2 separate regions of the Homo sapiens genome follow, and region 2 is linked to region 1. A link is a loop called in an ENCODE intact Hi-C map of the cell type or tissue named here. Cell type or tissue: MCF 10A. All regions are shown on one strand. Links, peaks and the distances in the headings refer to the core of each region. The heading gives the core; the rest is flanking DNA.

What was found. Hi-C counts contacts between places; a loop is a spot of excess contacts. Peaks named below come from ENCODE experiments on the same cell type or tissue, not always from the same donor. Only the 100,000 strongest peaks of a DNase experiment are listed, where the experiment ranks them.
Region 2: a loop joins it to region 1, with 4 times the contacts of the local background. A loop is called at or near these places in 3 of 110 quality-filtered maps.

Annotation. Positions count from the first base shown.
Region 1 is chr13:40,246,060-40,261,125 of GRCh38, forward strand. No RefSeq gene overlaps it. Among named protein-coding and RNA genes, the nearest start is that of LINC00548, 33 kb to the left of the region's middle. In MCF 10A, for the core only: no CTCF peak of the experiment used is centred there; a DNase peak (open chromatin) is centred at 5,792.
Region 2 is chr13:40,311,918-40,326,983 of GRCh38, forward strand. No RefSeq gene overlaps it. Among named protein-coding and RNA genes, the nearest start is that of LINC00548, 99 kb to the left of the region's middle. RefSeq lists a silencer at 5,835-6,129. In MCF 10A, for the core only: no CTCF peak of the experiment used is centred there; a DNase peak (open chromatin) is centred at 6,644.

The DNA.
Region 1 (15,066 bases), core at 4,835-7,334:
GCATTGTTGAAGTCATGGAAATAGAGGAAATGAGTTGCAAATAGGTGGTAATTTAAGAATGGGATTCCTGAAGTTGGGAAGATGGAGGGAGTGGCAGGCAGAATTCTAAGGAAGGAATACACATGGAAATGGATTGCTTAAAACTCTTCATGGTCTTGTACCTCATTAAAAAAAAAGGTCTTGTACCCCATTTAAAAAAAAAGGTCTTCATGGTCTTGTACCCCATTAAAAAAATGGTCAAGGGGGGTTCTCCACCCCAGACACAAGTTCACTGGTCAATATGACTCATACTTTCTCATCTTTTTATAAACATCCAACAACTCCTCCTCCTTCCTCCTGATTCCTCTTTCACATACACAAAAAAATAGAAGCTTCCATATGTCCCCCACCACATTTTGCCCACCATCTGTATCATGTCCATGCACTCTGCCTTCCCTTGTATTATTATGGACGCATGTCCTTACTGCCATTTGAACAGTCTCAAAAGGTTCCATGGAAAAAGAAAACTAGAGAGAGAGAGAGAGGATGCAAATACAAGAAAATGTTAACAATTGTTGAATTTATGTGAAGAATATATGGGTGTTCATTGTGCCATCCTTGCAACTTTGTGAATTTAAAATTTTCCAAAATAAAATTTTGGGAAATACACATCAGCTCTATGTTTACTGTAAGATGTAGCTTTCAAATTTTATTATTTTATATTTAGTGATTATTTACTAAAATAGATATTTGCATAATTTTGATTAATTACATAATGATCATGATTGTAATGATACCTTAAGTCAGAAAAAAAATCAAACATTTAGAGCCTTCCACTCAGGACATATATATCACATATGTGATTGACTGCAGTAATGTATGATAAGGTGAACAACAAAACATCTTAAATTTTAAAATATATAATTCTATGTTATATGTGGAGTGGAAATATAAATTCAATAAGGAAAAAAGAATGATATAAAATTTCTAATTTTTTTTTTTTTTTTTTTTTGAGACGGAGTCTCCCTCTGTCGCCCAGGTTGGAGTGCAGTGGCGTGATCTCGGTTCACTGCAAGCTCCACCTCCCAGGTTCACGCCATTCTCCTGCCTCAGCCTCAGGCGTCCCCCACCATGCCCGGCTAATTTTTTGTATTTTTAGTAGCGGCGGGGTTTCACCGTGTTAGCCAGGATGGTCTCGATCTCCTGACCTCGTGATCTGCCCGTCTTGGCCTCCCAAACTGCTGGGATTACAGGCGTGAGCCACCGTGCCCAGCCCAACTTATTTATACATTTCTAATGGTAATGGTGGATATCAAATTGCTATGATATTTCTTTAGAGTAAAAGAGTTTTGCAACTTTTTAAAAATATAATACATTGTAATAAGATTTTCAACTATTTGAATTTCTGATGAAAATTTCAATATCAATGTAAAATATGCAAGTGGGTACAGAGTTTTTAAAAATTATTTTAGGAAATCTGTAAGTAAAAAATGGTTGAATACCTTTGTTCTACGTCTAAAAGTTTGGGTATCTAATTGTAGGGAAATGTCTTATGAGTGCTAGGCAGCTTTAAGAATCTGTTTGAATTAGTACTCACAGGTTTAAAGGATGATCAGTCAGTGTAGGAGTATGCTTTTCTCTAGCCACTTTTATCTACATGGATACAGGGATGAGAAAAAAGTAGAGTCAGATTTAACCATTTTGGAGTTTTGTCAGGCAAATTAAACAAACGGAGAGAAGAAAAGAGAGCTAATGGTATATTTCAATGAGTGATTATGGTGATTGATCATATGCTGATAAAGGAGGGCAGTAGAGAGAGGATGGGGATGAGGGACATAAAAATGTGGGAGATTGTGAGTTCAAAGTATCATTGAAGTCATGGAGACAGAGGAAGTGAGCTAGAGATAGTAGGTGGTAGTTTAAGAATAGAACTCTTCAAGTTAAGAACATTGAGGGTGTGGTAGGCAGAATTTTAAAATGACCCCCCCTTCTCTCATGACTCAGCCCTTGGATAGTCTTCTCTGTTTGAGTGTGGGAGGAACCTATGAAGATATGAATATTGCATAGGTGATTGGGTGATGTTACATAGCACAGCTGACTTTAAGTAAAGAAAGTTAGCCTCAGATAGTCTGACCTAATCAGACATGTAGAACTGACCAATAAGAACTGACCTAACCAGGTGAGTCCTTACAAGGGACAGAGCTCTCCCTGATAAAAGACATTCAAAACTTGAGAAGCACCCTATAGAAAAGAGAATCTCCGTTGTTGCCTATGAAGATTTAGGGGGTCACGTGTCAAGGAATGTGGGTGGCATCTAGGAGCAGAGAATGGCCCAGACTGACAGCCAGCAAGGCAATGGGGACCTCAGTTCACAACGTCAAGTAACGGAAGTCTGCCACAACCATGTGAGGGCCATTTGAGAATGCAGACTGGTGAGACACTGAGCCGAGAATCCCAGCAGTGCGCCCAGATGTCTAACCTACACAACCTTGAGCTAATCAATGGGTCTTGTTTTAAGCCACTCACTTGTGCTTATTTCCTTTCCAATCCTTTGTGGTAATGTCAAGTTTTAAGATATATGAGCAAAGGATTGAGAGTATAAGGTTGGGTAAAAGACGATAAACTTGAGGAACTAAAATGCATTGGGATATCTACTTGAATTTACCTGTAATTATAAAAGGACTATGGTGAGGAGAGGGTCAGTGAACCAGGAGTTAAAATCTTCAGAAAATGAAAGAGAATGACCTAGGGGAAGGGGTCTATGGATGACAGAAACTAGGAGAGATGGGTGTGGAATATGCTGATGGTATAAATTACATAGCTGGGGTGAGGGAGCAAAGAGGACAGATAGGAATGGTTTAGAACAGTAATGTGGAGCAAGAAGGACAGCACCCCACCTCTAGGCCCAGTGGTAGGAGGGCTGTCAGAAAGAAAACAACACCCACTTGAAAAAACTGCTGGAAAAATATTGACTTCAGCAGAGAGTCAAATTTCAGGTAGAGGAAGAAGGTGGAGAGAATTAGAAGTGGTGGAAATATGGGAGGTCTTTCTAATAACTGACCCAGAACTCTGGAAATCACAGTAGAAAATGTAGAAGGTGTTGAGACATAGGATATGGGATTAGAGAAGGGAATGGGAGACCCTTAGGGGATGAGAATCCCGCAACGAGCACTGACTTAGGAAGTCTTCATATCTAGTGGTAACTGATAAGTAAGGATAATAAAAGGCACACATCATGATGATCTCAAGGAGATAATGGCAGACAAGCTTTGAATATTGAAAAGAAGAACTGTTCTCTTACTAAAGAATGTGATACATGAGGAGTCTTTATTTCTGCTGATGAAGGTGCAAAAGCTTGGAGAGAGGCAGAGCACCCAGACCACTGGGGAACCCTCTCCAATGGGATAGAGGTGGATATGAGGTTACCATACACTCTGCACACTCAGGAAACGTAGGTTGAAAATTTGGGTTGAGCTTTCTGCAGCCCAAGCAAAGAGGAAAATGTAACATTTAAATGAGCCAAAGAGTCCACAAGATAATAATAGAGAAAGCCAGCTATGGTACTGTCTCAGTCTATTTTGTGTTGCTATAATAGAATACCCAAGGCTGCATAATTTATAAAGAAAAGAGGTTTATTTGGCTCATAATTCTGGTGTCTGGGAAGTCCAAGAGCATGGTGCTGGCATCTGCTTAGCTTCCAGGAAGGACTATGTCCTGCATCACAACATGGCGAAGAAGCAGAAAGGTGTGCAGCATGTGCAAAGAAACCTAACACAAGAGGCAGCCTCACCTATTACAACCCACTCTTGCAGGAACTAACCTATTTCTGTGAGAGTGAGAACTCACTTACTCCCATGATATGGCATTAATCATTCATGAGGGTGGTGCTTTCATGATCCAACCACCACCTTTCATTAGGTCCCACCTCCCAACATTGCCACATTGGGAATCCTGTTTCAACATGAGATTCGATGTGGACAAACCATATTCAAACCATCAATCCACGGCAAATGCCTTATCCTAAGAACTAAGAGAAAGTTCTCCCTTGTCTTCTAAAGAGGACAAGTAGTGATGAAGTGAATACTGTTCTCAGCAATAGTATCTATAGTAAATACAGCAGTAAATTCTACATGTCTGCTTTTCTCAATGTCCTTCAACACAGAGTGATAGTGTAATGCTTCAGGAACTTTAAATCTTTAGCTTAAACCAAGGAAAGATTTTAGTGTATCAAATACAATGGGTTGCACACCTTCTCAGCAATGCTTCATAAATATTGTCCCTCTCATTTATGTATGTTCTAATTATTGAGCAGCAGTAAGTTTGAAGTTAAATTTAACAACAAATCTCTATAAAGGAGCTCTTCTCTGTTGCAGGTCAGAAGCACAACCACTGTGGGCAAAAGACAAGTATTTAATTTATAAATGGAGGTGGACCAAGGAGAATATTGATTCTCTTCAATGCAGATCCCACATTATATACAAATAAATGGATGATTAAAGTCATGCACTGTAGAATACAGACATAATAATTTTAACTTAAAAAATGTTTTAAGTACATGTTACCAAATACTCACTTCGGCTAGAAAATAATAAGGGGCAGCAGCACCCATTTAACTTTGAGTTACATAACTTCCTGATAAAATTTCCATAAAAAATGGGCTGCAAAATGTTACATCAAAAGAGAGGAATGTTTCATTGGAAGAAGAAAAAGAGAGAGAGATGAATGTTGTTTCACTGTATCCAGTTGTTATTCGACAAAAGCTATTGAGAAATATCTATAAAAAAATAAATTTTAAAATAGTCAATATGAAAGGCTTTTTGGGGGGAAATAATTAGATGGCAGGGCCAGTTGCCATTGAGTCTACTCTAACTTATGAAATTAAAGATTATGGGCTTGTGTTATAAGGAACATGGCCATTCCTGATGGACATCACAAAATGGCCCCAAGGAAGCCTGTGGCAGTGGTTAGGGCATCTTCTAGAAAAGGTGTCCCAGAAACAGATCATCAGCCAAGTTTCCAGTCTTGCCCTGATGATAATTTCAACTGTGATCTAATAAAGGAAGCAACAAAAGAGTGGATTCTCTGAACTTCATTGAGAAAAACTAAGAGGTTTTCATTGAAATTGCTGGACATCTTGAGGAGAAGCAAACCTGCCATCTTAGAATTTCTGATATGCAGGAAAGGAAGCCTGGTCATAGCAGGGCACAGGCTTTCACCTGCAACATTTTGCTCACATGATTTTATGGCTCAAGACTCTGTGAACTGTTGGGAGGGCAGGCAGCTGAATTAAGCATGTGGTAACACTTGCCATGTGCCTACTATGTTCATGTGCTTTATACACATGATTGTTTTTCATGTTCACAACACACCCATGAGAGGGCATCATCACCATCCCTATTGTCAGGAAGGGTGGAAGCCAAGTGACTGGGTAGAGGTCACAGAGACAACAAAGGACAGTACCAGGACTGGGACCTTGGTCAGCTTGGCTCCACTGCTGACCCTGGTTCAACCACACTTTCTCAGAAAAGCCACGCTGTCTATACAAGGGAAAAGCACCCAATAACAAAGGTACAGTAGTGCTATCTTCATAAATGTGTGTATTTATGCAGGGAGCTGTCCAAAAAGCTGAAAATATTTAAAAGCTGCTCAAAGGAATGAGAAGAGCACATAACCAAGGCAAGGAGAACATATTCTGAGGGGTAGAGTGAGCTTTATAGTGGCTGAGGCTAGTTTAAAATGCACAGGAAAACTAGGGGGAAAGATTGTCTCATCTTCTTAGTCAGAACATGGCAACCAAGGAAATAGGCAGATTTCTCAAGGCCAGTGATGCAAGTGAAAGAATGACAAAGAGAAAGCAAAACTCTTCCACTCAAAGGTTGCATCCATTTTTCTGTCTCTAGAGAAATTCAGAGATTTTTTTTTCTGGCAAATGCTTCAGCACTATAAAAGTTCCTATTCTGCAAGGCAAGAGGCTCACTTGAGCCCAGGAGTTTCGAGACCAACCTGGGAAATCTAGCAAGACCCCATCTCCACAAAAAAAAAAAAAAAAAAAAAAAGTAATGTTAGCCAGCCATGGTGGCGCATAGCTGTATCCCAACTCAGGAGGCTGAGGTGGGAAGAACACTTAGGCCCAGAAGGTTGAGGCCGAAGTGAGCTATGATCACACCACTGCACTACAGCCTGGATGACAGAGCAAGACCCTGTTTCAAAAACAAAAACGAACAAACAAAAAAATCTTATTCTGGCTACAGGCCACTCTGGTGAAGTTTTCTTTCTCACAACACTAGCATTTCAACAGCTTCTGTAGAAGTTCTGTATTACCAGTTCTGTAGAAGTTCTGTATTACCAGTTCTCTAGCAGCTTCAATTACATGTACGTGGAGTAAGTATTACGGGGCATGCCTGTGCATGTGTGCATGTGTGTGGGTGTGTGCACATGTATTTGCCATGGAAATGCCTGATTTTATAAATTACTACTAAGTTGAGAGGAATACAGATGAAAATTATTTCAAGTCCCTTAGAAACAGAAGTCACTTTTTTTTCTGATATTTGAGAGAAATTGAGCATTTGGCTTTTATCTCCACCTGTTGTCTGCCTGCAAAGCTGGTGCTTGATATCGCTGCTCTAATTTTGTTTTGTTTTGATTCCTCTGAGAGATTCAAAGGCTCATAGAAATGTTCGTTGTAATTCAGCAATTAGTGTGTCTGCTGCTTTCCTTTTCTCCTGACCAAAAATGCAAGGTCACTCTGTCCTGTGAAAGTCATTTTCTGCCGACATCTTACACATTAATTTGCTGGCATTAAAATCCAGAGGCAAAGAAGAGCAAAATGTCAAAAGTTCCAGTAGATTTTGGGCACAGAACAGTAGGAAAAAGTGAGTGAAAAAAAGCCTTCCAGGCAACTGCTCTTCTTTGATCCAAAAAAAGTGTTCCTTCAGTTTTTATGTATGAAAACAACAAAAAAGAACAGTTGAAAGGCACAAGCTTCTAAAAGACATCTCACTGGAAATTACTTCTTCTAAAATACCGAGTTCACCTTGTCACTCCCCAGCTCTCCAGTCTTCTCTATAGATGATGTCTTCTCTATAGATGAATCCCCAATCTGGTTTCTCTAAAGTTAGTGTTCAACCTGCCTCCTAAGCTCGTTTCTCATTCCCCTACAGAACCATTCTATCTACTCAAAGTGTTTTGTACAAAAAAAAAAAAAAAAGGTTCTCATTTCCAGTCTTTCAAACACTATTTTCTAGCCTCAAATCCAGGTCAGCTTTGTGGGTGTAAGACCAGGGCCCTCGCACAGGGTTCCACTTTCAGAAGGGAAAGTGACTTAATGCTCCATGCTCACCATCTTGAAGTTATTTGCAGTTTAATGCTCCATGGTCGCCATCTTGAAGTTCTTAAGAATTGTGCCTGTGAACTTGCATTTTGTCAGTCCATGGGCCAATGGAGCCTCAGTTCCTGCACAGTCCCACCTCCCACCACCGCCCTGCCTCCCTGAGATGGGTTCCTGGTCCCACTCAACTCCACTTCCCTGTCCTTGCCCCACAGCCAACTTCACCCTCAGCAAGGGCCTTGGCATGGGCCAGGGAGAGCTGAGGTCAAGCATGTACCCTATAGAAACTTGGGCCATGGCAAGGTGGAAGCGTCCTACCCTGGGCTCACAGTGCCACAGCACAGTCAGCCTTTTAACTACTCAAGCATGAAAAATATCCTGGAACCAAGGCTGCAGTCTCTTGAGGATCTTCCCCAACCCCCAACCCCTGGTGTGGATTGGGGCAGTGAGCCTGTTTGACAGGGAGACAATTTCCCTGTCCTGGCTGGGGCCCTGCATTCTCATGTTGCACTGGGCCCTGCAAATTCTGTAGCCTGCTCTGCCTAGAATATTAGATTCCCCACCCTTCTGTTTCCTTTAGATTTCATCCTGACAATTTTAGCTCTTTATTCAAACTGTTAAGATTATTTGGAATTATAATCATGCCATCATGACTGCTACACACATGGCTTTTAAACAGTTCTCTAAACTACTGATACAAAGGGTAACAGAGCTAAAGATAGAGTTTTGTATGACCACTGGAGGCCACTTGTTGGCTTGTCTTAATTTATGAGCTCTTTTTTTGTTATCAACTCATTGATCTGACACCCTGCCTCTTATTGCCAGGCTGGCATCTATCCAGCTTGTCCTCAAGGTGGATCATTGCTAAATACTACCTCCTTCCTCCTCCTTCTGCCACCTTGGCCCACCTCAGCTGGATCCACTTTTACCTCCCATCCCATAAAGTTTGGTTCTACCCCAGTATCTCAGACCAGTAATCATTTGAATTCCTTGTCAAAGAGAGAACGTTCACCAGACAGTTGTTTAAAAAAAACAAGGCTGGTTTTATTCAGACCACTGCAACAAGGGAGAAAGACTCCAGCATAAACTGAGGTAACCCTCAGTGAAAGAAAAGGCGGAGGCTTTTTCAATGCTGGGGTGCACCAAGCGAAAAGTCCTGGGGGGTGTTCCAGGGAGATTGGGCAGGGTAATTAGGCATCTCCCACAGAGACTAGGAGCAGCAGCCCTCTCCTTCCTGATGATTTCACTGCAAAGGTATGGCTCCCAGGTCCTTGAGAAAGGCATTCCTGGGTTGCAGAAGATACATCTTAAAGAGACAGAGGAAGAGTTTACAGTCATAAGTTTTCTAAGGTAAATGCTCTAAGAAAAGGGCAGTCAGGAGCCTGTAGTCAGATTTTGGCTGGAACAAGCAGCAAATGCTTTTGGCATGGTGGAGCTTTCTCAGGCAGGCATTTAAGGAAGTTGGTGTCCTCATCTTAGGGATGTGGCGTTGAGCTGATAGAAGATGTTCTAGAGTTTGGTCAAGTCTCTTAGTGTGAGTGGTCAAACGAGTCATTTGTATCAAGACTTTTACTGTTCTCATCTTAAGCCACTCTAGTCCCACATTCATGTGACTGAGGATGCAGTGTCCCACCAGCGACCACTGGTCTCCCTGAGTCTCAGCACCCCTGCCCCCCATCATGGGGCACCCTTTTGGTGTTCAAGAGCCAAGCCTGACTCCTTTCGACAAAACCCTCAGGAACTGGGACTTTGTGTCAGTCTTTCTCAGGAACTGAAACCTTGTCCTTGACCTTTCCTGGAAGCAACAACAGGATGGGCAGAGACACTATTTGCCTAAAGAGCTGTTGCTCTTTAGGGAGAAAGGTTATACCCCTTACTCCCTGACAGAACCTGCTCTATCAGTGGTGTCCACGCCAGGGATTAACCTGCTAGGGGCAGTGGTTCTGGGGCAATGCCCAGCAATCACTACCATCTTGCCTTACACAAAGTACTTTGCCCATACCATCTCTTTTGATCCCTCACAAAAGGCCCACAAGGGGAAAATGATGCTCCAGGGATTCAGTCATGCAGGGAATTCAGGAAGTTAATAATTATATTTTCATTTTGTTTCTAACTTCTGCACCAAGGATAATGAGACTCAGATGGAGGAAACTAATGCCCCAAGTAGATGAGAATGTATTCGGAGAGCATTAAGTGTCTTAAAATGAGTATAAGTCTTTAGGCTCCAAAAGTAACTACCAGAAGCATTGAAGAAGTGATCAGAGAGCCACGTTAGTGGGTTTCTAAATACCCTGGAGAATGGAGGAAATGCCAAAAGGTTAAATATAGCAAATGGTTTCCTGATGGTCATAAAAGGGAGAATTGGTTGTTCATAGCAAGGCAAGGGCTCCCAATCCGTAAGCTTCCTGTGGATTTCCAGGGAAATTCCCAAACTAGTATTAGGCATACCTTGGTGAGCTCTTAGGAGGACACCACGACAGATATAGATGCACATGAAAAAGCGTTTTTTCTACTTTATTGATGATTAAACTAATAGATGAAACTGAACTGAGAAGAGTACCACAGATAACAGAATACGGATTCAATGGTCTTCTAAACCATCAGAAAGGGGAAAAATATCAGAATTTAATTGAACAGCAATAAATGCACATTTTTTTAGGGGTTGAAACTGTCACCTGCAAAAGCATTTGATGAAGAAAACCCAGCTTGATGGCAATTTATATTTTAAAATCCAGGTTTAGTTTTAATTCATTGCCTTCATGCTTAATATAAGGCAACAACTAAGACAGCCACCAAAGTGTCTAACCCAACTTTATGCCATATTAATTAAAGTTGAAAAAAATAAAATGAAACTAGGTCAGAGCTTCAATATACTAGGCAAGAGTATGTACTGGAATATTGGGAAATAGGAAAGTCCAGGCTGACTTTCATTAAGAGTAATATTGACAACTTGAAAATATATAGACTGGTGGGTGTTCTTACAGAAACTGCCCCCTTTTGATATAAGAGGCAGCCTGATTACGGTGAATACAATTTTTTTTAATCCTAATTTATGAAGTTTTTTTGGTTGGAATTGGAAGAAACTTAACTGTAAGTTCTCAACAAAAAGTAAAATTGTGTTACTTTATTGGCTCAAGAAACTGGGAATTATGGGGTAAGGAGGTGGAGAATGATTGGCAGATTTCTGAGGCCAGAGACTTCGTACTTCTGGACCTTCTCTCTCTCTTCCTCCTTTTATTGTGGCTTCTTTGTACCAGTTCAGCATTATTATCTTCTACTGTGGGTCAACGTTCTCCATGTGCTCCCAGTGGCAGAGTTGGAAGGTGTAAAGGCGGGATGCAAAGGGGGTGGGGTTAGGCAAAGCGGGTGGGGTTTGTCAAGAAGTCCATTACAATTGGAAGACCACCTAAAAATATGTGGCTGGAATGAGAAAGAAGCAGTTCACCAAAAGAAGGAAAAAGAGGGAATGCTACTTGCAGAAGATGGATAAAAGGCACTAGGGAAGAAAAAAAAAAAACATAGACATCTCCCCAACTTCCCAGTGGTAAATGGGTAGATTCTACTACCTTCCATAGATGTTACAATCAAACTTTATTTAGAGTAAATGTAAAAATATAAACTCATTCAAAAAGGTAACCTTTGCTTTATGCCATAGATTACTAAACAGTTGTTTGCAACTGAACTTTTAAATAAATTTTATTGAGATATAATTTACATGTGTTCAGTTTGGTAATGTTCAGTTCAGTGAGTTTTGACAAACTTATACACTTTTGTGACCACTGCTAAAACTAAAATATAGAATATTTCCATCTCTACAAAAAGTACCTAATGCCAATTTGCAATCAGTCCAACAATTCCGTGCTCCCTTGATCCCAACCCCAGGCAAACATTAATCTGCTTTTTGAGAGATTTCTAGATCAGATTGGTCATTTCTAGAATTTCATGTATATGAAATTATACAGTGTGTACTCTTTGGTTTTTGCTTCTTGGACTCAGCAAAACCTTTTGAGATTCATCTGTTATTATATAGAAATTCAATTTCTATGTAATATTCTATTATGTGGATATATCAGAATTGGTTATGCATTCACCAGCTGATGGGCATTGGGGTGTTTCCAACAAAGCTGCTGTCTACATTTGTTGTGGGTTGAATTGTGTCCCCCAAAAAGACAGGATGAAGTCCTAACCCCTGGTACCTGTGAATGCCACAGATAGGCACAGACAGAAATAGGGTCTTTGAAGATGTAATTGAATTAAGATGAAGTCATCAGGATGGGCCCTAATCCTATATGACTGTATCCTTATAAGAAGAGAAGAGACACAGACACAGGGGCCTGCATGGAGAATGCCATGAGATGATGAGGCAGAGCTGGGAATAACGCATCTACAAGTCAAAGGGCACCAAGGGTTGCCACGAACACCAGAAGCTAAGAGAGAGCCAGGGAACAGATTCTCCCCTAAGCCTTCAGAGAGAGCATGGCCCTGCCCACACCTTGGTTTTGGACTTCTTTCTCAATTACTGTGAGAAAATATGTTTCTCTGCTGTTTAAAGCCACTCAGTTTATCGTAATTTGAGTTTGTTACAGCAACCCAGGAAATAAGCCAGCATTCAAGTACCCATCTTTGTGTGAATATATTTTTATTTCTTTTGCATAAACACCCAGAAGTGGGATTGCTAGGGGTTGTGTGGTATGTTTAATTTTACAATAAATGCCTAATCTGTTTTCCAAAGTGCAGTAAATTTTACATTTCAGCTACCAATGTAAAGAGTTACAGTTGCTTCATATCCTCACCAACACTTAGTATTTTCAGTCATCTTAATTTCCCATTATGGCTTGAATTTGCATTTCTCTGATGGCTATTGATGTTGGGCATCTTTCCATGAGCTTATTGGCCATTGGTGTATCTTCTTGATGAAGTATCTCTTCAAGTATTTTGCCCATATTCTAGGGTGCAATGTTTTTACTACATATATGCTTTGCATGTATTTTCTCCCAGTCTGTGGCTTGCTTTCCATTATCTTAATGATGCTTTTTGAAAAGCAGAAGTTTCTGTTTCCATAAAGTCCATTTTTTTCTTTTTTTTCACTTTATGGTTTTGCTTTTTGTGTCCTATGAAATCTTTGCCTACCCAAGGTCACAATGATCTTATCCAATTTTCATTTCTACAAGTTTTATCATTTTAGCTTTTACATTTAGGTCTATGTTTCATTTTGAGTTAATTTGGCGTTTGTCATGCTAGGTAAATGTCAAAGTTCTTTTCCTGGTGGAATCTAGTTGTTGGAATGAGTTAACTTCACATCTTTGTCAAAACTCAAGTAGCCATATGTGTGGGGGTCTATTTTTGGATTCTGTATCTGTTCCATTGATCTATATTTGTCTCCTTACCCCAATACCACACTATCTGAATACTTCAACTTTATAGTAAGTCTTAGAATCATGTTGTGCAAGACTTCCAATTTTATTCCTTTTCAAAATTGCATTGAGATTTATCTGTTTGTTTGCTTATGTCTTTATCTTGAAATAGGTAATAAATGCACGCAAAGAGGTTTTCAGTAAGAAATAAGTCTTTCTGCCATTCCTGGCACCTCGGCTCCCAGTTCTCCTCCCCAGAAGAGGCCACTTACAAAAGTTTCTTATTGTTTTCTTTTTCAGAGATTATAATTAAATTTTCAAAAACAGAGTCAGACTTTAAATTTACTATTTAAAGTCATGTTATTTATAGGCACTTTTAAAAGGGAAAACATAATGGCCTAATTTTATTTTCCATATCAATCCAAATTGCCAGTAAGTGTACTTGCCTCTGAGGCCAGTGAATATTGGAAAGATTCAGCCTTTCCTAATGATACACTTAATTTTATCCCCAAGAAAAGAGGAGCAGGGACGTTTGTGTGAATCACCCAGTCACCTTAATTCTGCTAGAGTTATTTAAAAATGCTGCTTATTTTTAGTTTAATTGCAGCATAATCATATAACATCAACTAATCAGAGCTTGGTGACACTAACAAATTGATCTTCAGTACAATCCCAGAAGCCTAGCTAAGAATCATCTGAGTATGTGACTCAGAGGTCACTCACCTCAAAGATCAAGATATTCCAAAGCTACAAATGCATGGATAGAATTCCATTTAACAAACACTTATCAGTTATCACATGAGTATAAAATCTTACACTAGGCAACGTAAGGGAATACAGAGACAGATCAAAGCCTACTGATCCCCTCTAGGAATTTACAATCTAGAAGGAAGGCAGGTACATACATGCAAACATATCTGGTACAATTAAAAGTTCTAGTACTGAGGTTTTCATAGGAAGGGAGGCACATTCTGGAAACTAGATGATGATACCAAGCAAACACTTGTTGGAGTCAAACTGCTCAGAAATTCTCATTTCAGGAAGATGTCTATGCAGTGTATGGTTCTCCAGACTTGTATTTCACTCTTACTACAAGGAATTATTTTATCTCTAAACTAGGTCAGTGGTTTTTCGGAATATAGGTACATAGAAAAAGAAGATAGTGTTAGAGACTGGGAATCTGTCTTTGTTAATTCCTAAGTTTGTCCTGTTGATCACATTTAATGACTATCCTGTGTATACTAAAGAAAAGTAACAGAGTTCTCCTCCCACTGGTGAAATAAAAAATGGATTTGGTGACTTGTTTTCTTTGGAGGGAGAGAGATAAGCAATGACTATTGCCAAGCCTAAGAAAGTAGGGAGGGGAAAAGAAGAGATAGTCCTACTGGAGCAAGACTGAGAGAGATTCCTGGCTTCCTCTGAGACTTGGCGTTTCCTCTAGATTCTTCAGAAACCATGAAGGCTGAACACAAAAAGAACTGTATCTCAGAACTCACATGCCTGATTCAGAAAAGAAATAACATATTGTTGATTGTGGGTAAAATATGCAGGTTTGTGAACCTTAATGGCCCAGAATTTCTTGTTGTTTGTGTGTACAACTAACACTCGATGATTAATATGTGTAGTATAAGGTATTTTTCATTAAAACTTCCTATAACTTAGGAGAAAAGGTGCTTCTCCTATGATAAAGGTACTCTTGGGGACCCTGAGAGAGAAGATTATGCTTTACTAAACAAGCTGTGCTGAGGAAGTTCACAAGAAAGTATTCAATTAAAGTGCTACATTTGTGTGTATCTTGGTGTCATCATTAATTACTGAATAATGTATTAAGTACTCCACAAGGATCACAGAGGTCAGAGCTTACAAACTCTAAAGGTTGATTTACAATTTTATTTATATGCTCATTGATTAAATAAATAAAAAACTAGTGCCTTGCCAGGGTCACACAAATTTAAAGTAGAAGTCAAAAACCCTCCTGCTCTTACCATTGATTTGCTATTTTATTTACATGAGTTAAGAATGCATTCAGCTGCAAGTAACAGAAAACCCAACTAATAGGAGCTGAAACAAGTAGAGATTTATTTTTCTCATGTATCAAAGCAGTCCAAAGACTAGTTGCAAATAATGTTGGTATACCTGTTCAATAAAACCATCAAGGACCTAGGCTCTTCCTATCTTTTCCTTCCACCATCTCTAATATCCTTAGCATGTCTTTGTAATTGTCACTGATTCATCACAAAATGGCTGTAGAGGATCCAGTCATCTTATCTACATATAAGACAGGAAAAAGAAGGAAAAGCTGGCACCATCTCAACTGTCCCCTTTATCAAGGAAAGCAAAAGGTTTCCCAAAAGCCAGCAGGACTACGATCAACATTGGCTAGAAATGGGCTACGTGGCCACCCTA
Region 2 (15,066 bases), core at 5,188-7,687, 66 kb after region 1:
CAGCTCACACTGAAGCCCACCAGCTATCATTATCCGCGCCAGCTCCAGCAGCCTCAGGCACACCTGAGCCTCAGGTGGCTAGCGACATGCTCACCGAGTGTGCGACAACCAAGGGTGGGACCTCCTGCACTCTCCCCTCCCCAGCAGAAAGGCTGTCTGGCTGCAAATGATCCTCACAAGCCCAAAATGCTATATTTACTCCAATGCCATGCGGGCATCTTGCTGTAACACTGTTTTAAAAAAAAAAAAAAAAAAAAGAAAAGAAAACATTAATTTAATTTAGAGTGAATATGACCTGGATTCTATCCAATGGAATTTTGTTAATAAAGTACCAAAAAATATCTTTTTATGAAGCAATATCCAGCATGGCCCCTGCAAGCATACATTAGAAAGATTTTGGCATAAAATTCCCACTGTATGTGTATTTGCCAGAAGTATAGGTTGTGTTTGCTTACCAATAACCATGTGTAATATGTGAACATAGACAGTTGATGAGCATTGTGTACATGATAAGGATAATAACGAGAACTGATATCGTCCAGGACTTATGTGTCAGGCGATCTTATAGGCACTTTACAGCTACTACCTCATTTAATCCTCACAGCCTAGGATGTATGAATTCCCTCCCTAATTTGATGAGGGAACTGAGCAGAGAGAGGTTAAGTAGCTTGCCCACAGTTACACAGCAAGTCTAGCATAAGCTGGCATTCCAACCAGGCAGAGCGGCTCCATACCCCATATACTCTGTACACCACCAACCATTCTGTTACTCTGCCTCCCACGTGTGTGTGTGTGTGTGTGTGTGTGTGCACTCTTCATACACATACATCTGCTATTTGCCTTTCTTCCCTACACAAATCTAGGGCTGCAGGCGGGCTGCAACTGGCTAACACCAGCTTTTAAAGTCTCTGTAGCCAAGGCTGCTCTTAATCAGCCATAGCCCAGGTGCCATAGCCCTTGCCCATCCTAGGCAGAAAGGAGCGAGAAGAGGCTGTCCTCACTCAAGGCCTGCCCTTCCTTTCCTTCCACAGAGGGAGAGTCTAATTCGTGTGTGTGTGTGTGTGTGTGTGTGTGTGTGTGTGTGTGTGTGTGGTTTAGTTGCTGAACATTAGTACATATAATATTTTAGTTGCTGAACCCCACCTTGATGGCTAATTTTATGTCAGTTTGGTTGGGCTGTGGGGCCCAACTATCTTGTTAACATTATACTGGATGTTTCTGTGGGGGGATTTTTGGATGAGACTTACATTTAAATTGGTGGACTTTGAGTAAAGCACATCACCCTCTCTAATGTGGGAGGGCCTCATCTAATCATTTGCAGGCCTGAATAAAACAAAGGACTGATGAGCAAAAAGGAACTCTGTCAGCAGACGGCCTGCAGACTTGAACCGCAGCATTGGCTGCTTCTGGGCCTTCATCCTGCAGACTTTGGACTTGCCGGCCTCCGTAATCCTGTGAGTCAGTTCTTCAAAATAAATCTCTTTCTATACATACACACATGCCATTGGTTCTGTCTCTGGAAAACCCTGGCAAATATACCCACACAGGATCAGATAGGCTGGGAGCACACCGGCCTCACTCAGCTGTCACTAGGAGTGGGCGGGGAGCGGGGGTTCTTCTGCTTAGGAAGGATGTAGGAAGAAGTGACCTTTTAACTCTACAAGTTAAAATGCAGGATTGGGTTATTCCAATGCATGGTATTTCCCTTAGTACAGAGTCTAGCTTCAAGGAATCCACCTTTCACCATGTGACCAAGTATAAACATGAGACAGAATATGGAGCTCCAGTCCCAATATTTAAAGGGACAGACGTATGAAGCACAAGGTCTCACATAAGAAGGAAACCAACGCTGTGACCCAGATCCTGTCACTGGCCTTTTAAACTCTGAATCACAGAACTCACAAAGGGAGGGAGATTCTTATCCCTCCCCAATAACATATTTTTCCTCAGCAAAAAAAAAAAAAAAAAAAAAAAAAAACAATGACCAAAGGAAATCCTTTGTGGGACGCTTCCTACCATTCCACAGTTACCATTCAAAAAAAAAGAAAACGCTCATGGAATTGAGCCACCTCTCCTGGCAAGTGATTCACATTGAACTCAATGAGAGAATCACTTTGCATTTCCTGCTGAAGTTATTTTGCAAGTGGTCATGGTCATCATTACTGAGCCAAGGGAAGGACAAGTTCATAGCCAGGGTGTCCACCTAAATGGATCTGACTCTTTGGTCATTTCCTGTGCTAGCTCCCCCCACAAACGGGACCTGTCACCCATGGGGACACTAAGGCTGAGACCAGAGTCTCAACCAGGCATTGCTATGAGACTCTGAACAAATTCAGGTCTAGTATTTTCCAACACCTCTCACCTTCCAACCACATACTTAACATCAAGAAGAGATTCTTGAAAATCAGTCTTCTGCACAAAAACTCTAACTCAGAGTCTTTCCTATGACTTTACCTGGGAAAAGCTACAATGTTTCACATCCACCACCCAAGACTCTCAATCAAATTTTTAAATGTAACTAATATACAGCAAAACACCTATCTATCTGTATATAAATAATGAACTCTCATGTTAGAATGTAAAATGCCTCAAGCATGGCTTCCTGGTCACCAAAAAATTCATGTTTGTAACAAAGAGTTGCTTGATGACCTGCAGTGGCTCCCCTCTTAGTTCTAACAACCACCAAGACACACACCCCATGCTGACACTCAACATGCCTTTCAAGAAAATGTACAGTATTTAGAATGGAACTCAAGACTATTTCGGCAAATCGTTTTGTTGAAATGTTGTACTGAGCTAGGTGGTCATAAATATACACGTTTTTCTATATAATCATTGACTCAAAAACATTGTATAGAAAGGCATATACATTTTATGGAGTTTGGGCTTTAAAAAATCAAGAACCATTCTGTTGAGAAAATGTTCCCTGGAGAGACATTGTGGAAAATCTATCATTTATTTGTTTATTGTGGTTATTATCTGTCTCCCATCACTCAACCATAAGCCCCTTAAGAGCAGGGATTTATTTCTGTTTTGCTGATAAGTCCCCAGTGCCTAGAAAGGATCTGCCTCACAGGAGGTGTGCAAGGTGTATCAGATGAGTATATTAATATTTGTAACATTCAGGGAGGCTGCAGGGAGATGGATGGATTACTAAAATCCTCATCGTTTATGGAAGGACGCTTTGAAAAGAGCACTGGGCCAGGAGTCAGGAGGCCTGAGTTTTGAGTCCTGGACTGGCCACTCTGTTACTTGCTGTGTGACCTGAGCTTCGTTTTCCTCTCAGGTTCACCAGACTATCAGCAAATCCCCCAGCTCCATCCCAGAGTCTCTATCTGATTCCAGTGGGGAAAAGCCCACTGAACTCTCTAATGGGAGGGGGAAAAAAGACAGCCACAGTCTCAACTGGAAGGAAGTAGAGAGCAGAAAGCAAAAGAGAAAGAAACATAGTATCTGGTTTAGAAAATGAGGAATCCTTTTCCTCCGCCGGGTGATCCCTTCTTATTACATCACACTAGAGACATGGTGGTGACGTTCAAAAACAAAGAAGAAATCTCAGAAGTAGCATATAGTGTTCCAGGAGCTCCATCCTGCCTGCAGAAAGCAGATTCCTGCCTGCAGAAAAAAAAGCAGAAAAAAAAAAAGGAGGCTGAGCTTCCCGCAAAGAGTCATGAAGCTGGGTTTCCCCTGAGGTGTCACCCAGTCCTGCTACGCTGTTTCCTGTAGGTGTGCTGCCAGCAGCTGGGCTCTGCCAGAGGCTCTCCATGCAGCAAATACAGCCTTGACATCCTGGAGATCAACAGGGAGCTGCACACTGCATCTGGGACTGGGAAAGAGACCTTAGCAGAGCGCAGACAATGAGCCCTCATCCTTTTCAAGATAGAGGCGGACACCTGGAGGAGGCTCCCAGCATCTCCACTGAATGGACAGGCTACAGACAGGCAGCCATCCTTCTGACGTGGAACAACTGATAAGAAAGCTAGACGTAGATGCACGTTCACCAGGCACTGTGCTGACAGCTTTACGTACACCATTGCATTTCATTTTTAAAATAGCTTTACGAGGTAGATTTTATTGTTGCAGATGAAGAAACTGAGGCTCAGAGAGATTAAGTGGTGTGCTGAAGATCACACAGCCAGGATATGCAAGTGGCAGGACTCAGCCCCCACCGTCTGCTCCCAGAGCTCAGTCCCTTGCCCCCGCACACATCTAAATGGGTTCTGGATTTGCCATAATACAGGACACATCTTCCACTCGCTCTTCTCAGAAGCCACAGCAGACCTAAACAGAGGAAGCCACCCCTACCTGTGCCGAAATATTTTAGCCTTCTGTTGCCCTCAGTAAGATTCAAATATACTCTCATCTCTTCCATCTTAAAAATGTGCTTCCGCACCAACGTCTTCCAGTTCCAACCCACCTCTGTCTTGCCATCATGCCAAAGGGCTTAGAAAAGCTGGCCACGCTGTTTTCTTACCTCCTACTCAGTCCTCTACTCCCCTCCCCATGCCTGAATCATCAGGAAGCCTCTGATCAAGGTCACCTGCCATCCCGGGGTGCTGAGTAGACCCTTTTCTCTGTTTTGGTTTTACTCGATTTCTCAACCCCATTTCCAACGTCAGTCACGGCCTTGTTCTTAAAACCTGCTGTCCTGTTAGGACACTCACTGCCACCCCTCCTGGTTTCCCTCCCAACTCTCTGCCTCTGTTGGCCTTGGGTGCTCCTGGGACTCTGCCCATTCCTTAAATGTCAGGGTTTCTTGGGATTTCACTTCTCACCCCAGACACTCTCTAGGGGGGCCGGGGGGGGAGGATTTATTCACCCTCAGGCCTTTGATTAATAGCTGCATGTGAGTGATTCCCCAATCTCTGCCTCTCACCTTGCTCTGTGTTCTGAGCATCAGCTCCACAGACCCAGCCTGCCGGCTCATCGTCCTCACCACCAGGAGAAACGAGCCTCACCAGTACCCGGCCAGGTTACTTCTGCCTTGTTTCTACCACCGAATATTCCAGCCTTTGAGAACTATTGACTCTTCTGAGCCACTGTACAGCCATTGTCCCCTCTTGTAGTAAACACTTTAGCCCTCCTTTTTCCCTCTGGCTCAGTTCCTCTCGTCCTTCAGATCTCCCTGTGGGCCTCACTTCCTTTAGAGAGTGAGGAGAGCATCTGCCCATCAGGCCCACGTGAGCTCTCGTTGCCCAGCTTGCTGCCCCTTTAGGAGCCTGGAGGATGCTACACTGCAATGGCCTCATTTTCTTTTTTTTTTTTTTTTTTTTTTTTTTTTTTTTGAGATGGAGTTTCGCTCTGTCGCCCAGGCTGGAGTGCAGTGGCGCGATCTCGACTCACTGCAAGCTCCGCCTCCCGGGTTCACGCCATTCTCCTGCCTCAGCCTCCCGTGTAGCTGGGACTACAGGCGCGCGCCACCATGCCCGGCTAATTTTTGTATTTTTTTTTTTAGTAGAGACGGGGTTTCACCGTGTTAGCCAGGATGGTCTCGATCTCCTGACCTCGTGATCCACCCTTCTCGGCCTCCCAAAGTGCTGGGATTACAGGCGTGAGCCACCGCGCCCGGCCGCCTCATTTTCTCCATATCCTCCACTAGGCTAGATCAGGAGACAAGATTTCCTATTTTTTGCTATTTAATTTCCACCAACTAGTGTAGTTCTTGATCCATGCATTAAAGCATTCAATGAATATTGGTCAAGTGAATGAATATGAGTGACAGCATCACTTAATCTGGTCTCAGGACCCTCTCAAGTCCAGTGAGCCCACAACTCCACGAATCAACAGCAACATGTGCTGGCTGTCAACCACAGCCCTGTTTCCTAGCAAGCCCTCTTTGTTTACTGCAGATGATACCTGCTCCCTAAGAACTGAAATTTAACCTTGTCTCCTGATCCCTATCCATAGCAACCACCGTGACTATCAACACATTCACCACTGGCTTGAGTCTACCTGCATTCTTTCCCTGAGCACATTATCCTACAGTGTTCTCTCATCACTACTGATGCTAATGACCGATGCTTGTCACCAGCTGTGCACAGGTGTGGGCTGGTTCAATGCCCTGAACACTGTTGGTTTAGTAGGCTGCTGCAGGGCCCTTTTTTCAGTCCAGAGGGGGGTCTTCTTCTCTCTGGAAGTCCTGGCACACTGTACTCCTGGAGCCACACAAGCAGCCTCCAACTTCATGTGTGCTTATTTGCATATGCATGTGTGCCTCTTAAACCACAGCCCCAGCCAAATCTAGCCACTTCCCATCCAGTGAAATCCTTCGAAGAATATGACAACAGTGAACCTGCTCCCTTCTGAGGGAGGAACTAGGAACTAAGAACAAGCCTGTTCCTAGCTCAGGTTTGCCCAAATGTGCCACATATGTGAAAAAACACAAGCTTTTCTACTTACCGTCCAGAAGTTTTCAGATATTGTCACATTTGTGGATAGAAAAATCTGGATGTCTGATTGACCCTGCCTTCACTTTGTGTCCTGTTGATTGCTGTTATATAAACCCTGATGAGCTGATCTTTCTTTTCTCAAATCTGCCATTTCTTGACCTCCATTGCATAATCCCTGAATGTGCCTTCCAGGTGCTATTGTCATTCTGGAGCAAGTACGGCCAAGTCATCTCATGAGAGCTTTGTAAGGATTATCTACAAGCAGTAGCTGTAGGACTTGGCACTCTGCCAGCCAGCAAGAACACTCCGGTGTCCCTCTCCATGCCAGCTGGGCCAGTGGCTCACACAGGTTCTGGGCAAGCTGTGTGTCCCCTCCCTCACCTCTGGTCTCTCCCCAGAAAAATCCCAATGATTAGTGCTTTTCACTGCAGAGGGATGTATTAATAGAATCCAGAGCCATTTTTGTCTTAGAGAAAACCTCCTATAAATACAAAACAGTGCTGTGATATGACCCTATCATTCTCCAACCAACAAATTTTTCCTGAGCATCTGTGATTTACAAGTTCTTGCATAATAGGGTTCCAATTTACCATATCAAAGTAACTTCCTCAAAACTGTATCTTATTTACTTATCAATGTCAAATTTGTTTATTTATTGATCAATCAATGAATTAATCAATTGAGAGATTTCATAAACATGTATTTTGCCTTTACTATATGACAGGTTTAGGGTTTATGATAAGGATCCCAAGAGAAACAAGACGATCTTTTCCTCAAATTGTTCACTATCTGTATTATTTTGCATGGGCTGCCATAATAAACACCACAGACTGGGTAGCTGAAACAATAGAAATTTATTTTCTCACCATTCTGGAGGCTGGAAGTCCAAGATCCAGATGACAGCAGGTTATTTTCTCTGGGGCATCTTGTTGGCTTGCAGATAACTGCCTTCTTGCTATGTCCTCCCATGGTCTTTTCTCTGTGCATACCTACCTACCCCTGGTACCTCTCCCTCTTCTTATAAGGACGCCAGTCCTTTTGGATTAGGGCCCCACCCTAAGGGCTTCATATGAACTTAATCACCACTTTGAAGACCTTATCTACAAATTCTGTAACATTTTGAGTTTCTGAAGATTGGGACTTCAACATAGGAATTTGAGGGTGGGGGAGCACCATTTAGACCATAATACCATCTTCATTAGAGAAGCAGAGAAATTGAAAAGTAGTTACAAGTAAGTGTATTAAGGAGTATGGTAAAGGAGATACAGGGTGATTCTCCAGCATTGAAGAGGACTCCTAACCCAGTCTGAATGAGAGTGGAGGTCAAGGAAGGCTTCCTGGAAGAGTAAGTACAGAGCATACTGAATAAATGTAGCACATACAGAGACCTGCAGTGAGGGACAGCACAGTCAAGGAAAGTAATTCAGTTTGATTAAAACAAAGAGTACAAGAGAATGGGAGCAAGATGGGAGACAGGAAAGGAAGGCAGGGCCAGTAGGAGAGCCACACAGAGGAGACTGGACTCTGCTATAGCAATGGCACATTAAATAAATAAACGCGTGCTGGGAATGGGGAGGGGTGGCCACACACCACATGGGGCTTTATGACAGATGATGGCTGTCACTGTTTGGGGATATATTACAGGCTGGGAAAGCAGTTAGGAGGCTGACAAAATTATCTATGCAAAAGGTGACGTATTAGCAGCAGGCAGAGAGGCTGGGGTGGCCTCTCAATGAAACTAAAGCCAGGGGAAAGGCAACACCTGATAAGGGGAATACAGAGTGAGTAGAACAGTGGCCAAGGAGGGAACTGTAGGAATATTAGCATTTAAAGAAGGCCTAGCAAACTGGACTGTCAAAAGTAATTTTTTCTAATGCATAAAAACTTCAAAATCATAGAGAGAGAGGCTCTGTGCCACTCCATCTTTTAGGAACAAGACAGATGATGATTCTGCCATCATCAATATTTGAAATGCACAGCTTAGTTGTCCTGATATTTGCATGCAGTTTATGCACAGTTTATGGACAGAGGAAGTGAGCAAGTGAAGAATGAATGTGGTTACCTGGAAGTGGTGTAAATCAATTACACCCACACCTAACTGCAAGGGAGGCTGGGAAATGTAGTCTAACTGTAGTCTAGCCATTAGATGAACAGATAGCCAGGGTCTCCCCAATGAGTACAACTTTCCCTGCCAGAAATAGGATGAAGGAAGACATTCCAGCCAGAAAGCATGACATAAGCAGGGGCAGAAATTTTCAGTATGTATTCAGGGACTGTAAGTAGTTGAAATGGTCTATGACATAGAATTCATGTAGGAGCATATTGGGAGCTACAAAGGGAGGCTGAATCTACATTGAACAGAGCTTTAACTATCTCATAAGAGTGTTAAGTTTATTATAATCACCAGGGACCTTTGTTAAAAGGTTCGAAAATGATTTTCACTGAAAAAGATCTTTCAAGTAGATAGAGATAAAGATGTTCATGGAAGAGGAAAAAAGATGAGATAAATGAAGAAAATCTGGATAAGGATTGTCTCTGCTGTATTTTTGAAAGCCTTGATTTAAAAAATGTTTTTTAAAAAAAGTAAGGGCCCAGCCGGGCGCAGTGGCTCATGCCTGTAATCCCAGCACATTGGAAGGCAGAGGCGGGTGGATCATGAGGTCAGGAGATCAAGACCATCCTGGCTAACACAGTGAAACCCTGTCTCTACTAAAAATACAAAAAATTAGCGGGCGTGGTGGCACGTGCCTGTAGTCCCACCTACTTGGGAGGCTGAGGCAGGAGAATCGCTTGAACCTGGGAGGTGGAGGTTGCAGTGAGCTGAGATCGTGCCATTGAACTCCAGCCTGGGCGACACAGTGAGAGTCCGTCTCAAAAAAAAAAAAAAAAAAGATAGTAAGGTCCATTTAAAAATGTTTCACTGGACATACTATGAGATAATAAAACCAGTAAGGAGGAAAAATGTTTTCATCTATTTATGCGTTAGCTTGTACTTTTATGTAAGAACAACTAGGCAATGTGTGATCACTTTGAAAGCTCTAGGACAATGAAACTTTTAGCCAAAGGTATTATTTTATGGGAATCTGTAATATTACCACAACAGGAATGGCTCCCCCCTCTGCTTAAAATCACAGGGGCTTGATTCACTTCTCCTTCTCCACGTGTGTCAGAATTGACTTTGCAAGCAATGCCAGAGGAGACTACTTCCATCAGTATTGAAAATCTATTCAGTAGATAAGCTGCCATTAGAAATGAATTGCCTGAAAGAGTCACAAAATTCTTCTGTAGCACCATGATTTGTTGTTTTTCGTCACCTCTACCTAGCTTTGTGATGCTGAGTCCAAATGGAATCAACACCCACACCATATTTGCTCATAAATCTCTTTCATTTCAAGGCCAAAGATGGGGTCACCTTTACATCTTTTTGCTAAGAAACACTCATACGGAATACATTCCAGGTATCCCATTTTAGCAGATGTATGGCCCCCAGACAGTTAGGAGATGTATGGCCCCCAAACACTTAGGAGATGTATGGCCCCCAAACACTTAGGAGGCTGGGGATTTGCCAAGCCTTTTTAACAACTGCCCTTTCATAAAGGGGTAGAGTTTTTCTGGGCTCATGCTCTTCAAGTCCTAGAGAGATATGCATACCATTCTTTGCAACCTAGCAAAATATTTTTTGATCTTATGGAGACAGTTGATAAAATGGAAAAGATTTTAAAAATGTAGAACCACAATGATAAGACAACCCTGAGCACCAGCTGTTACCAGTTGTTGACCTTGGACAAATTATGTAACTTCCATGAGCTTAACATGAAAATAATAATACCTATAACACCGGATCTTATATGAATAACATAATAGATATAAAGTGCTTAATAGTGCCTGGCACATAGTATGATATAAAATATGTGTTCTTCACACAGGCTCCACTTCCCCGACATATACTGTGTTGAACTGCTGGCCTTGCCTGTGATGGACAAAGCACTGAAATCCAAATGTCAGAACCTATCCTACTTCAGGTATAAAGGCCCTGCTGTGCTGCTTGTGTACAGCCTATTGTCCAGGTACAGTACCTCCAGTGGGTCATATTCTCTGCACATTGTATACTACCACAGTCACCACAGTCGTTAACAATGATTGGTTCCCTTGAAATTTAACCTACACTGGCTGTTTTACCTTGATAGAGACATGCTACGGTTTACAAGGAATGTTAAGTACAGAGTACAAAGAAAAAATAATGCATTTTGAAGGGCCTCTGTGGAGAGGCGGCACAAGAAACTCTTGTTTGTGGAGCTACCTCCAATCTTTACTTTTCCAAAGATGGCAGCATCATTCCAGTTGGGCAATTCTTGTGGTTTTTTTTCCCCATTCTGAGGTCAGCTACAGTTTCTCCCATGTTTTCTTCTAGGTGTTTCATTGTTTCAGACCTTACATTCAGGTATCTGGTCTATTTTAAGTTAATTTTATATAACATTATCTATTGGTTTCCATAGATGCTTTTTACCTGGTTGAGGAAGTTCCATTCTACTCTTAGTTTATCAAGAGCGTTTTTCAACATTGGGTTTGGATTGTATCCTGTGCTTTTTTCCTATATCTATTGAGATGATAATGTGGTTTTGCCTTTTTAGTTTGTTTTTTTTTTTTTTTTTTTTTTTTTTTTGAGATGGAGTCTGGCTCTGTTGCCCAGGCTGGAGTGCAGTGGCGCGATCTCAGCTCACTGCAAGCTCCGCCTCCCAGGTTCATGCCGTTCTCCTGCCTCAGTCTTCTGAGTAGCTGGGACTACAGGTGCCCGCCACCATGCCCGGCTAATTTTTCGATTTTTAGTAGAGAGGGGGTTTCACCATGTTAGCCAGGATGGTCTCGATCTCCTGACCTTGCGATGCCTTTTTAGTTTTTTAATATGGTGAATTAAATTGATTGATTTTTTTTAATGTTAAGCCAGCATTCTTGGGCCCTGATGTATTATCCCTTTTATACATTGTTGGATTTAAACGTTTTGCATCTATCTGCATGAGTGATTTTGGTCTATAGTTTTCTTTTCTTGTGATGTCTTCTTGGGTTTGGTATCTGGATAATGCTGGTCTCATTGAATGAGTTAGCATATATTTCTTTCACTTCAATATACTGGAAGAGAATTGTTACGTAGAATTGGTATTATTGCTTATTTAAATGTTTGGAAGAATTTCCAAGAAAGTTTTCCTTATAGGAAGATTTCTAAACTACAAATTTAATATGGCTATGCAGGTTATCTATTTCTTCTGGAGTGAGCTTTGGTAATTTCTGCCCTTTTTTTTTTTTTTTTTTTTTTTTTTTTTTTTTTTTTTTTTTTTTTGAGACAGAGTTTTGCTCCTGTTACCCAGGTTGGAGTGCAATGGCATGATCTCAGCTCACTACAACCTTCACCTCCCGGGTTCAAGTGATTCTCCTGCCTCAGCCTCCCAAGTAGCTGGGATTACAGGTGCCCACCACCACACCTGGCTAATTTTTGTATTTTTAGTAGAGACGGGGTTTCACCACATTGGCCAGGCTAGTCTTCAACTCCTGACCTGAGGTGATCTACCCACCTCGGCTTCCCAAAGTGCTGGGATTACAGGCGTGAGCCACCATGCCCAGCCTGGTAATTTCTGCCTTTCAAGGAGTTTTCTCATTTCAATTAAGTTGTCAAATTTATTGGCATAAAGTTGTTTATATATTTCCTTGTTATTCTGTTAATATCTCCAGTGATGTCATCTTTCTCATTCTTGATATTGGTAATAAGTGTCTTCTTTCTTTTTTTCAAGACCAGTCTGTTTATAGGTTTATCAATTTATTGATTATCTCAAAAAACCAACTTTTGGTTTCATTGCTTTTTGCTGTCACTTTTTTGTTTTCTACTTCACTGATTTTCATTCTGATCTTTATTATTTTCTTTCTTTCACTTATGTTCTAATTTGCTGTCATACATTTTAATTTTATGCATGTAATAAAATCCACAATACATTGTTATTTTTGTTTAAGATGCGAATTATCTTTTGAACAGATTTCAACAACAATAAGAAGAAAAATCTTATATCTTTGCCCTTGTAAATTTCTGGTGCTCTTTATTCCTCTGTGTAGAACCAGGCTTCCATTTGATATTATTTTCCTCTGCTTGAAAATCTTCTTTTAAAATTTTTTGTAATGTGGATATGCGGGCAATTAGTTGTTTCAACTCTTGTATGTATGAAAAGGTCTTTTCTTTGCCTTGATTTTTTAAAGAGATTTTTCTGGAGTATAGAATTCTAGGTGGACAGGTTTGTTTCTTCCTTTTAGTACTTTAAAGATATTGCTCCACTATCTTCTTATCTGAATAATTTCCAAGAAGATACCTTCTGCCATCCTTATCTTTGTCCTTGTGTATGTGATGTGTCTTTTTTCTCTGGCTGCTGTTAAGATGTGTTCTTTCTAATTAATTTTGAGCAACTATAGTCTAACTTGTAGTTTTTATTGCGTGTCTTGTTCTTTGGGTTCATTGAACTTTGGATCTGTGAGTTTATAGTTTTCATCAAATTTAGAAAACTTTTAGCCATTGTTCTACAGTACACTAGGGCTCTTTTTTTCAGTCTATTTTCTCTCTGTGTTTCATTTTGGATAGTTTCTATATCTATGCCTCCAAGTTTCTCATATTTACTTTTGTAATGTGTAATCTACCATAAATTCTATCTGCTGTACTTGTCATCTCAGATATTGTAGCTTGCATCTCTAGAATTTTGATTTAGGGATTTTATATCTTTCGTGTCTCTAATTACCGTTTTCAATGTATTGAATAAAATTATAATAACAGTTTTAATGTTCTTGTCTGCTAATTTTAGCATCTATATCAGTTCTGGATTATGTGTGTCAATTTCACACTTAATCTTAACAAAAATAAGTGTGTTTTTAATTCTCATTTTGTATTTTACAGCTTCTTTTCATGCTTGGTAATTTTTATTGGATACCTGACATTGTGAATTTTATAATGTTGCTGGGTATTTTTGTATTTCTATAAATATTCTTATATGTTATTCTGATATACAGTTACAGTACTTGGAAGATTTATCTTTTGAGGTCTTGCTTGTAAGATTTGTTAGACAGGACCCAAGCAATGCTCAATCTGCAACTGATTATTTGTCTCAGTACTCTATCTAATGCCCCATGTGTCATGGATTTTCTTCTAGTCTGGCTGGTGTAAACAGTCATTACTCCTGGCCCTATGTGAACACTGGGCATTGTTTTCTCTAATCCTCTTCCATGGTTCTTTCCCTAACTTCAGGTGCACTTCCTCATATGCATATAACTTGTCCACACTCACCTGAATCCTCAAGCAGGACCCTCTGCAGATCTCTGGAGTTCTCTTTCTATGCAGCAATCTCGTCTCTTGTGCTCTGCCCTCTGAACTCTAGCTGCCATGGTCTGCCTGGAAACATTTCAGCAGTCTGTCTTCTCAACTCAGGAAACCCACCAGTCCCCTCCTGGGTTCTTCCTTCCTATGTCACATCCTGAAAACTCTCTGAAGGCAGTAAACTGTGTAAATCAGAGGTGGAGCCACTTATCTACTTATCCATACAAGCTCATACATTTGTAACAGAAAAGACTACTTCCTCCATGCTGTTTGCGAAACGATATCCAAAAAGGAATAGATTCTCAACTAATTTTGCTGAACTGAAAGAAAATTGAGTACATCCTCCAAAGTAGAATAAATTAAGACCTCAGGGGATAATTTTCCTTGCTTATACTCCAAATCTCTTTCACATCCCTTTAATCTACCTGTTTATCAGGAGAATTCCAGAAGGTGGTCTGGTCCACATACATTTTATTTTGTTGTATTTATAATTAAAAGTTGGGTGTTTTTCCTTTCTCTTGAGAGTTAGAAACAGATGTTTTAACATCCAGAGGAAGCCCTAATATGTAAGCCCTTAAACTGAGAACATTATAATATTGCTGGGAACAGATAAATGTAAAAACAAAATATTTCAGCTCCCAGAAGTCCAAATCTGTGAGGATGCAAGTAACAAGAGGAACAGGAAATAGCATTACTATCACCCATAGACATTTCCCAGGATGTTTCAGAAAACTGGCATGACTTGTAACAACCAGTGATAATTAATTACTAAACACTACTGCTCACTGAAAAGTTGTAAGTTTTGGGGAAGAGAAATTTTCTTTCTCCAGCAAGTCTCCTTCTCTGAATACGACAGTTATCAAACCCATCACACCCCAGCAAGCAAAGGAAAGGATGCTTTGTTTTTTTTTTGTAAAGTGGCCTGGGTCCTCACACACGTGTCCTTTTTTTTTTTTTTTTTTGAGATGGAGTTTCACTCTTGTTGCCCAGGCTGGAATGCAATGGCGCGATCTCAGCTCACTGCAACCTCTGCCTCCCAGGTTCAAGTGATTCTCCTGCCTCAGCCTCCCGAGTAGCTGGGATTACAGGCATGCACCACCGCACACAGCTAATTTTGTATTTTTAGTAGAGACGGGGTTTCTCCATGTTGGTCAGGCTCAAACTTCTGACCTCAGGTGATCTGCCCACCTCAGCCTCCCAAGGTGCTGGGATTATATGTGTGAGCCCCCATGCCCAGCCACACATGTCCTCTTTAGAGCAGTGGTTGATCCATGGAGATGGCACTCTCCTTTGCTGCCTCATGGCACCACCATCAATTTCTCATAGAAAGATAAA